2 separate regions of the Mus musculus genome follow, and region 1 is linked to region 2. Evidence: chromatin loops called from intact Hi-C (ENCODE). Cell type or tissue: left cerebral cortex. All regions are shown on one strand. Links, peaks and the distances in the headings refer to the core of each region. The heading gives the core; the rest is flanking DNA.

Region 1 (5,395 bases), core at 204-5,203, 55 kb before region 2:
TTCGATTCCTGAATTTCTTTCAGACAGGAAAAATTAAGTGACTGAGTTGTGACGGTGGAATGACAACCCCCTCCCTCATTTGATACCCTGTCTTCCTGCTGGAGGCCCGCTCTATAACTTCCCTCTCCCTACTGTCAGGCATTTCATCTAAGGTCCCTCTCTTTGAGTCCTGAGAGTGTCTTCTATCCCAGGTCTCTGGTACAATCCGGAGGGTATCCCCAATCTTCTATCTCCCTAGGTTGCCTGTTTTCATTTATTCTGTTGGCTCTCAGGGCTTCAGTCCTTTCCCCCCACACAATACCAAATCATGTTCCCCTCTTCCCCTGCTGCACACAATTCCCTTTTCTTCCCAGGTCCCTCCCTTACACCCCCCTTGGGGTTGCTTTCTTCTCCTTCCCCAGTGGGACTGAGGCATCCTCACCTGTACCCTTCAGCTTGTTGACCTTTCTTATTTTTTTCAATTTTTTTATTAGATATTTTCTTCATTTACATTTCAAATGCTATCCTGAAAGTCCCCTATACCCTTCCCCCGTCCTGCTCCCCTACCCACCCACAACTACTTCCTGGCTCTGGTGTTCCCCTGTACTGGGGCATATAAAGTTTGCAAGACCAAGGGGGTCTCTCTTCCCAATGATGGCCAACTAGGCCATCTTCTGCTACATATGCAGCTAGAGACACAAGCTCTGGGCGGTACTACCAAACACAGATACTATTGCATATGCCAGCAAGATTTTGCTGAAAGGACCCTGATATAGCTGTCTCTTGTAAGGCTATGCCAGTTCCTGCTAAATACAGAAGTGGATGCTCACAGTCATCTATTGGATGGAACACAGGGCCCCCAATGGAAGAGCTAGAGAAAGTACCCAAGTAGCTGAAGAGGTCTGCAACCCTACAGGTGGAAAAACAATATGAACTAACCAGCTTGTTGACCTTTTTTTAGTTCTGTGGTCTGTATCTTGGATATTCTGTACTTTTATTTTTGGCTAATATCCAGTTATATGATTTTAAAAGGTTGTTCTAAATAACTGAGTTTCTTTTCAAATTAACTAAAATGTCATGCTATAGGGAATAAATGAGAAATAAGTATAAAATTCTCAATATTTATAAATTTTTCTTAAATTTTCAATGTTATATAAAATTATATTAGAAATTTAGTATATCTTTTGGATTTATTTTACATGATAAGATAGAAGCTTTATTCATATTAGCCTCCATATGGGTAAATGAAGGGAAGTGACAACATCCAATCAGTGGCTGCTTCAAACCTTCCAGTGAATAGCCCTGAATTTCTTAATTCAAAGACACATAGGGGGTGTCTTTGAATGCTGTTTGTTCACCAGATGATTTCCCAAATCTATAGCTTTCAAAATTAACTCACAGAAACTATCAATAATGCACAGATTTTTGTGAAAAAGTTACACATTTTTCTAGTAGAAGAAACAATTCTTTAACCACTTGGGTCTTATTTGAATTGTCCTTAAATCTTTCCTCTTTACCGAATTACAAAAGATGACATTAATGTTATCTTTGTCATTTAATAAGAATTATGGTCGCCAGGCGTGGTGGCGCACGCCTTTAATCCCAGCACTTGGGAGGCAGAGGCAGGCGGATTTCTGGGTTCGAGGTCAGCCTGGTCTACAAAGTGAGTTCCAGGACAGCCAGGGCTACACAGAGAAGCCCTGTCTCAAAAAAAAAAAAAAAAAAAGAATTATGTTTTTACAGTTTCAAGATCTATATTGTAAACCTACTAACTGAAAGGGTTAAAAATGTTAAAAAATACTAATATAAACTTAAATAATAAATAAGATGATATAGTATTTGTGTTCTTTTACTATATATCAATACTTAACATTCAAATATTGTTTCAAAGCTTCTGAGACTATATTTATTTATTTGTTATTTAGTTTAATTGCCTTTAAATTCCTGCCCAAAAGACTATTTCTTAAAATATGGAAGTTAGTGCTACACCCTGGTTGTATTTCCGTAAAGACCTTTCTGAACCACTTTGCAGAGAAGAGTCTCTGATATGCTTACTGTCTTTTCTAAAGGAAAAGACACTGTAATGACCACATTTCCCTCCAGAGTAGTAAATTCGACTACCTTTGAAGCTGTGAGACAGACAGACAGACAGACAGACAGACAGAGACAGAGAGACAGAGAGACAGAGAGAGAGATAGAAACAGAGACAGAGACACAGAGAGACAGAGCATTGTAAAAAAGAGATGGTGGTTGGTTTGAGGTCCATGTAAATGATTTCTTCAAAAGTACAATCACATGAACTGAAATACTTACCAGATGGTGAAATAAATCTAGTACTTCTTTCCCTCTCATGTGTTAAGTTAAACAAAGTTGTATTTGGGAAAAAGGATTAAATATACTTCACCAGATTCATTTATATTTAAAAATATTACAAAGCTTATTTTTATTTGCAAGACTTCTTTTTAAAACCTTTAAAATTTTTAAATTTTCTTGACAGTAATAGAATGATTTTGCAGCTACAATTTTACTTAGAATGTGCTACATGGAAATATAATCTATTATTTCAGTTGAGACATTTCTTTCTTTCACTATGATAATGTAAATATTTCTGAATAGATGTCATTGAAATATCTTAAAAACAAAGTCATCTTGTGTTCTTGATAACATATTTAAAGCTTTGACTATGATCAAGGAGACTACAAAACTGATTTAAAAATACATATTAAACTTAAAAAGAATACCAGATTAGGAGTCATATTATAAAATTAGGAGTCTAGTATAATAAATATAAGCTGACAGAACACATGAAGTCTCTAAAGTAAAATTAGAAAAGAATGTCTGTATAAAGACTACATTGAGAAACTGAGGGGAGATATGCTAATAAAGATATTGGCATTTAAAATAATGAGGCATTTCTTTATCATCTGTAACATTTCATGTAATTAGGTGAAGTCATGGAAACAGCTTACACTGAGAAGCACAGGCAGCCTACCAGCAACCTTCCCTGTAATGGGCTTATGGATATCTTGTCTTGGGACTGTTGTTAGGTATCAGTGACATTTCTTTGCTTTATTTATAAATTCTTTGCTCTCACTGTATCTCTCTCTGTTTCTTTCTCCCTGTCTCTGTCTTTCTCTGTGTATCTCTGTCTCTCTCTCTTTTCAATAAATATCCTGAATATTTTCATAATTGTTCTGAGCTGATATTACTTGATTAAAGCACTGCACTTTCATCAGGTATGAACCATTAAAAACCCTCACAGATCCATGGAAAAGTAAACTAATTTTTTTATTATGTGCTTATTTGATACCAAGTTTAAAAATCATTTCACGTGTTATTTACTGCACATACAGTCATTTAAGAGTTCTCCAAATACTCCAAATCTCCATATGTAGTTTGTTTTTGTTTTTGTTTTTGTTTCTTCCCTGGTGCAAAACACACCACTTTTCAGAGTTTCTGGTTGGCTTGGGAACAATTAGACAAATAAAAGGGGCAAAAAAAGGAAAGAAAATGTACCATTTGAAAAGATCAGAGGATTAGGTGATTGCAATCAGATAGATACATGGAAGTCACATCTTGAGTAGCACAAAACTTAATTCTACCACTCCCAATTTTGAATAATCTCAATCAACTGCTCTAGTATTCACAGTCAGTTTAAGTGTCTAAAGTCTTCAATTTAAGATCATTTCACTGATATTTTTTTCTTGTGCATTGAAAATGTTTATAGTCCATTAACACTAGCCTTCCAATGACTTCTCTGTAATCAGAACAGAATCCAGCTTCATATAGGAGCAGCAATATTGCTTTAAATTTGACTTCATTCTGTGCTTGCTTGTCTCCTCGTGTAACTCACCCTTCCTTAGTTCACATTTAAAATATTATACTTTCTTTCCTACAGTGCTTATGCAGAGGCTGCTTTCCTAGTTCTTTCCATGCTTATATGTCCTTTCTTCAGTTGGGCTCTGGCACTAGCAATCAGCTACTGGAGACACTGTAAATGCCTCAGCTTTATGGCATGTGTTTCTGAATTCCCTTTGTCTTCTCAGTAACAGGCATCTTGATCTGTAACAATGTTTTATGCTTTCCTTTCTATCAGGCTGACTTTTGTGAACAAACATTACACTGAAAATTTAGATCTCAATGGATGTTCGCTAAGTCAGCACCCATTTTTATATATATTTTAAATTAGATATTTTCCTCATTTACATTTCCAATGCTATCCCAAAAGTCCCCCATACCCTCCCCCTGCACTCCCCTCCCCCCCACTCCCATTTTTTGGCCCTGGCGTTCCCCTGTACTGGAGCATATAAAGTTTGTGTGTCCAATGGGTCTCTCTTTCCAGAGATGGCCAACTAGGCCATCTTCTGTACATATGCAGCTAGAGTCAACAGCTCCGGGGTAGTGGTTAGGTCATAATGTTGTTCGTGGTTAGGTCATAATGTTGTTCCACCTATAGGGTTTCAGATCCCTTTAGCTCCTTGGTTACTTTCTCTAGCTCCTCCATTGGGGGCCCTGTGATCCATCCAATAGCTGACTGTGAGCATCTACTTATGTGTTTGCTAGGCCCCAGCATAGTATCATAAGAGACAGCAATATCAGGGTCCTTTCAGCAAAATCTTGCTAGTGTATGCAGTGGTGTCAGCGTTTGGAGGCTGATTATGGGATGGATCCCTGGATATGGCAGTCTGAGATCGTCCATCCTTTTGTCTCAGCTCCAAATTTTGTCTCTATAACTCCTTCCATGGGTGTTTTGTTTTCAATTCTAAGAAGGGGCAAAGTGTACACACTTTGGTCTTCGTTCTTCTTGAGTTTCATGTGTTTTGCAAATTGTAACATATATCTTGAGGATTCTAAGTTTCTGGGCTAATATCCACTTATCAGTGAGTACATATCATTTGAGTTCTTTTTTGATTGGGTTACCTCACTCAGGATAATGCCATCCAGGTCATATCTAAAGCAGATAGCATAAAATAAGCCAATTTCCCATTATAATTTCTTAACTTACATAAGCCTCCAAAAATGTCATGTTAGCAGGTTTGTACTTCATATAGAGTAATTTGGTAGAGTGATGATAGGCAGAGAGGTGTATAGACAGAAAGACAGAAAAGGAAGGAGGACAGATAAACAGAAAACAGAATAGTCACTGTCCTATGAAGTTTTAGGTTCTCCCAATCTTTGATAGAGTTTCCATTTATTACCATACTTGTAAAATTATTCAGTTGTCTTGTTGTGACCTTTTGACCTGGACAGGTTTTAATGATTTCCACCTTATTTAAGCTCTTCACTCTTTATATTGTAATTGTTTTCTTGAATACAGAAAATATGGCTTTGAAAAGTGGATTTACACATATTTTATTTATGTAGACACAATGCAGAAAAATTGAATTAACTGAATGATAGATAGTTCTTCCAAAAT
Region 2 (5,395 bases), core at 222-5,221:
TTTGTTTTGTTTTGTTTTGTTTTGTTTTGTTTTAGACAGGGTTTATCTTTGTAGCTCTGGGTGTCCTGGAACTTACTCTGTAGACCAGACTGGCCTCGAACTCAGAAATCTGCCTGCCTTTGCCTCCCAAATGCTGAGATTAAAGTTGTGTGCCATGACTGCCCGGCATGAGATTCAATATTTACATTGTTGGCAATGGACATTTTTCTCTGTAGCATAGCCACTCATCAGGATAGCTTTGATAGACATTTGCATATAGTATTAACATCTTGATTGGATGGATATTCTTCTTTCATTTTCTACTTTTACATTTATACTGAGAGTAGGCATCAGCACTTTATATTGGATAAAACTTTGCTCAAGAAGAATAAGTATCACAGAAATTGTTTAAAAATAAAAAAGAACAGTAGAAAACACAAATATTATTGATAAGTTACAATTCATCATTAGATAATATAAGCCAAATCCAATAATAATACACAGTTTTGCAATGATTTCTTCATACTTCTGCTTTCTTACTTCTATCCTGCTATGCTTTATAGAATTGTAAAAGATGATCAATGTTATAAAATGCTTCAATGGTAATTACATTTTGACATCCAAAATGAAAAGCATATTCCCTATTTTTATCTTCTATTTCAAAGTAAAACTACTGTTAGAGAATTGATAAGTATATATTATTTTTGTTTTCTGCTGGCCCTCAGGGCTTCACTCTTGCCCCTCCCTCCAATACTTGGTCATTTTCCCCTTTTCCCCTTCTCCCCTCTCCCATTCAGTTCTCTCTCTCCCTCTGTCTTTCATTATGTCACCTGTATTATGTATTTTAAAATTTCTTACAGCATTAAAATTAGTAGAATTTCAATTACTAAGTTATTTACCTTTCAATTTAAAGAAATACAAAGGCATAAACAGAGATATTTGGAGAAAATATGATAACTATATGCAATAAAATTATTAAAATACAAATCAGGTTATCATGTCTTTTCTTAAAGAAAAGTCCTTAAATCTTTTACTGGAACTAAAAGCAAAACATAATATCCAGCTTGCTTAAATCAAAACTAAGCCAGCAGTGGTTGTCTGCAAAATTGCCTTACAGCGTTTGAAAAAACAGAAAGTTTTACGTTAGAGAATGTGAAAGTTCACGGAAAATATGACTGATATAAATACAATTCACACACCTTTTGTGTGATAAATTTCACAAATCTCTAGCACAAAATGTTCTGGTATACAGTATTTCTCATCTCTAATGTCCAAATGTCAAGGGCAATTCTTGTTTTGTCTTTGTTACATGTAGTGAAAGATAATGTTAAACAACCAAAAGCTATAAGAGAGGCTTCAGAGTTTAGCTAATGTTTGGGAATACAACCAACTACTTTCATTTCACAATGAAAGGGAAAACGTACTTCAAGGATAAACTATAAACACAATAATTTCACTCTTACTTTATAGATAAAAATATTCACATAGAAATCATTTAATGAGTTTGCCCTTTTTCAAACTACCTTCTAGCATGACTAACATTAGACTACTTCCTGGGGGGATTTTGAAAATACTATTTTTTATTCTATTACAAAATTTTACCAAAGACATTATAGGACACATTTAAAATAGTCAATTTCAATGGTTTGTTTTTGTTTTTTGTTTTTGTTTTTTTTACTAAACAGCACATGCACTAAGATAAAGAGGCTGGATTTCATTTTCTTTTTATTTTTAAATTAACATTTAATCGTAAAGTCACACTTTATTATAAATAGCTACACATAGTAATGAACACACTGTTTCATGTTTAGCACATGCTTTACACCCACAAATCATAAACGCATAAGGAAAGGGCTACAAAAACAGAATGAGGGGGAGAAAGAACTCTCAAACTAACACATCAAAAAACAAAAGTACTGCAGTTCCACAGGAGAAATCATATCATGAAAATTTCAGAGACATGACAACTAGCTGATATCAAAATTACTTAGTATTTTGATGTTCCCCTTACTTTATCCCTATACAATACAGGATCTTAAAAAATATGAGCCATTTACAGATGTTTAATGCTCTAAGCAAATTTCATTATAGCCCTCCTTGTTTGGAGGAAAACAATTAGCAAAATTATCCCACCGAGGATAATAAACATTTCCTCTGAATTTATAAATCCAGATGAGTATTTTAATTGGCACCATGACACTGCAGATAGATCATTGTATATAAATGAAAAGACAATTGAAATGGAACTATGAAAGCAAAGGCAAGGTTTATTCAGTATGAATTCCACTTTGCCATTGGTTTTCAAAAGCAATCTAAATGTCAAATTTCTGACACCAAAATTGGTACCGAGAAAAGCGCACAGCACTAAACTGCTAAGTGGAATGCAGAATTTAGAACAGTAGGTTGTATATAATTAGGAAAGAGTTTGTGCTTCTAAATATAAAAGGCCTACATTCAGCACAAGAAAAGAAAACCTTCTGGAAGTAGGCAGTCTGGTTGCACTTTTCAAAGATTCTTAAGGCAAACATAATGGCAAGAGCTGAAACATGACTGCTCAGATAGAAAATGCAGGCTTTTCACGGCCAAATATGTGAATGCCTTAGTGGAAGTAACCAAAGAATGCTTTAGGTTTCAAATTTCTCTATCTTTAAATATTTTCTCTTCATTTAGTCCAATAGTTCTACTTGAGACAGCATTGAGACAAATATGAAACATTTGCATTGCTAAATCTTTTATAGACCTCCACCTTTTTTTCATTCATTCATCATGGTATTTTAAGTCCTTCCAATAAATAAATAGGAATTGTTGTTATATGATTTAAATACCAATGACAGAGGTAAATAATGAACAGATGAAAGTATAATTAGATGAATAATAAAATATTAGTATTTTCATTAAATAAATAAAGACAATAAGGTCAAAAAAATCATGAGCAATAAAGTACCACAGTAATTATATGCATCCTTTCTAAAGTTTATTTGAGGAGAGACCTGAATTAAATTAGGGCAATTCATGCAAAGATGTGGGGAAAACAGCTCTTCTGAAACTGTATCAGAAAATCCAAAGATTCTGAAGAATAAATTTACTGACCTATGTTGACAAAGGTAAGGTAACATTGAGGCTCAGTGATATCCATTAGAAGAATTGAAAACAATGAGTTAAAAACACATGTGGCTGTAGACCTGGAAACAATAAGCATTAGTATGACTGAGTTTACAGCTTGCAATTTGAATCAATACTAAAGGCAGACCAGTGCTCATGGTTGAAATGGCTAGAGACATGACAGGATACTGTCAGTATGTTAGCTGATACACAGAACAAAGGGGAGTGCTTTTAGTAAAACTGAGAAAGTCATGTTGAGAATAGATCAGAATTAGGCTCAGGATATGTTCAATTTGAGTTAGCCCAGTACTCTAGAATTGATATTAAGGCAGCAATTCTAAGCAGACTACTATTGTTAGTACATGATACAATACATATTGTAAAGTAAGATAGTAGATGAGTCACATAGGATTTATAATACAAAATACTGTTTATCTTCCATATCTCTTGGGAAATTATGGTGAAGGAGGAAGTGAAGAAAACATAACACTGAAGTTCTCTAATTTTAATGTGTAAAATTTACCATGCTGATGCCTTCTGCACCAGAAATTCCTTCTTGAATTCAAATCTATTCCTACAACTCCAAATTTCACCCACATGCTCGTAATATGTACATTAATAATTCCAGATACTTCCCCATAACTTGTTCACTGATTGTCAAGAAATCTCTCACTGTCAACACATCCTAATAAGAAAATTCACCTATCATCCATCACAATCACTATCTATAGAACAACACAAGCTTTCTTCTAGTTTCCAAAACTCAAAACCAGTGCGTTCTTTAGCTTTCGTCTCTCTCTGTAGATATCCACACCCATATTTACTATACCTCCTCTATGTGGTTTGTCCGGTTATCTCTTTGAAAATATATACTTCATCATACCCCACCTTTATTACCAAAAACTTCCTTGTATTTAGTTCCTTTGGGGGGGGTGCAGTGTACCATGATTGGAAGCCTGGTTCTTGGTTGAGCTAAAGGCTTGAAGCCCTGGAGACCCTAAAGGAATGATAAGAGGCCCTTGGCACAGGCCCCTGTCATATTGTCACAGCCTCCCCCATCCCCTTACATCAGGACAATCCCTCAAGTTCTTCTACATGTAGATGAAGCATCCCTAACACAGCCTTCAGATGAAATTGTAGAAGCGCCTCCTGAACCATGCCTACCTGGATGCTGCCAAATTACTGCCTTGATGACAATGGACTGATCCTCTGAACCTGTAAGCCAGCCCCAATTAAAGATTGTCTTTATAAAAAGAAAGAAAGAAAAGAAAAAATGACTTGACTTGTGGTCACATAAGCTCAAGACAGAGATCTTTATACTAGTGAGGTACCTAGAGGCACGGAAAGCATTGCCCATAAGATTCCCTTCCCAGACATTCCTCCCTGAAAATGGTATTTAATCTCAAGCCCACCTTGAGAAATGGGGAATGATTTTATGCATCCACTTTCCACCATGACAATAAACAGTTTGAAAAACAAAGGACCAGGCTTCCTCAGTGAGTCCACTGCCCCACACACTTGCTCTAAATATAACCTGTATTCTCTGAACGATAACTATATTTTTCAATTTAAATTTTCAGTCCTATAGTCCATGTTATCTATTCACCACTGAACCTTTATTTTTGTAATTCTATGTGTATACGAAACAAAAATAGGCTGTCAACAAGTCATAAGGCCAAGTATGGAGCTGTTAGTTTGCTAAGTGCTTGTGTTGCCAAAGTCTCTTCAAAATATTTGTGTTTATATTCATAGAGCTGGCCTTCCATCAACCTTTTTGTCAGAGAAGTTTCTTTTTGCAGTGGGTAGCAGACAACAATGAAATGAATAGCTGGTCAAAGCACTTAGAATAATAGACTCAATGTTGCCTTAAACAGAACATCAATATCTTCCCCAACACAACAAAGCTTACGAAATGTCAATGAAGATGATTTGGAAAGAGTGTAAGATCTGGAAGGTGGGGTAGAGTATTATGAAGTGCTGTCTTATTGACCCAGACTAATGCCCTAATGTACTCATAGCAACTTTGGTTAACTTCATAATATCACCTACTTTTCTTGCTGTTTTGGCAAAAGGCTGAGCAAAAGCAACTTGAGGATAAAATATTTTATTTCTGCTCATTGCTTTTTAGGAAGGCAGTCTAGCATGTCAGTAAGGGCACACGTTTGCAGCACATGTTAACATTAATAATCAGGAACCTAGAGAAGGCCAAGAAATCGGGCAGGGCTATAAGCCTCAAGGCTCATCCAAAATCACCATCTCACTTCAGCAAGGTTCTACATTCTAATGGTCTTACAGCCCTCAGAATCAATACCAC

What was found. A loop is a pair of places that touch in the nucleus more often than their neighbours do. Peaks named below come from ENCODE experiments on the same cell type or tissue, not always from the same donor. Only the 100,000 strongest peaks of a DNase experiment are listed, where the experiment ranks them.
Region 1: it touches region 2 in a loop (5-fold over the local background); 2 of 42 quality-filtered maps call a loop at or near these places.

The regions. Positions count from the first base shown.
Region 1 is chr14:88,595,900-88,601,294 of GRCm38, reverse strand. No RefSeq gene overlaps it. Among named protein-coding and RNA genes, the nearest start is that of Gm41225, 37 kb to the left of the region's middle. In left cerebral cortex, for the core only: no CTCF peak of the experiment used is centred there; no DNase peak of the experiment used is centred there.
Region 2 is chr14:88,540,835-88,546,229 of GRCm38, reverse strand. No RefSeq gene overlaps it. Among named protein-coding and RNA genes, the nearest start is that of Pcdh20, 72 kb to the right of the region's middle. In left cerebral cortex, for the core only: no CTCF peak of the experiment used is centred there; a DNase peak (open chromatin) is centred at 2,439; H3K27ac peaks cover 460 bases.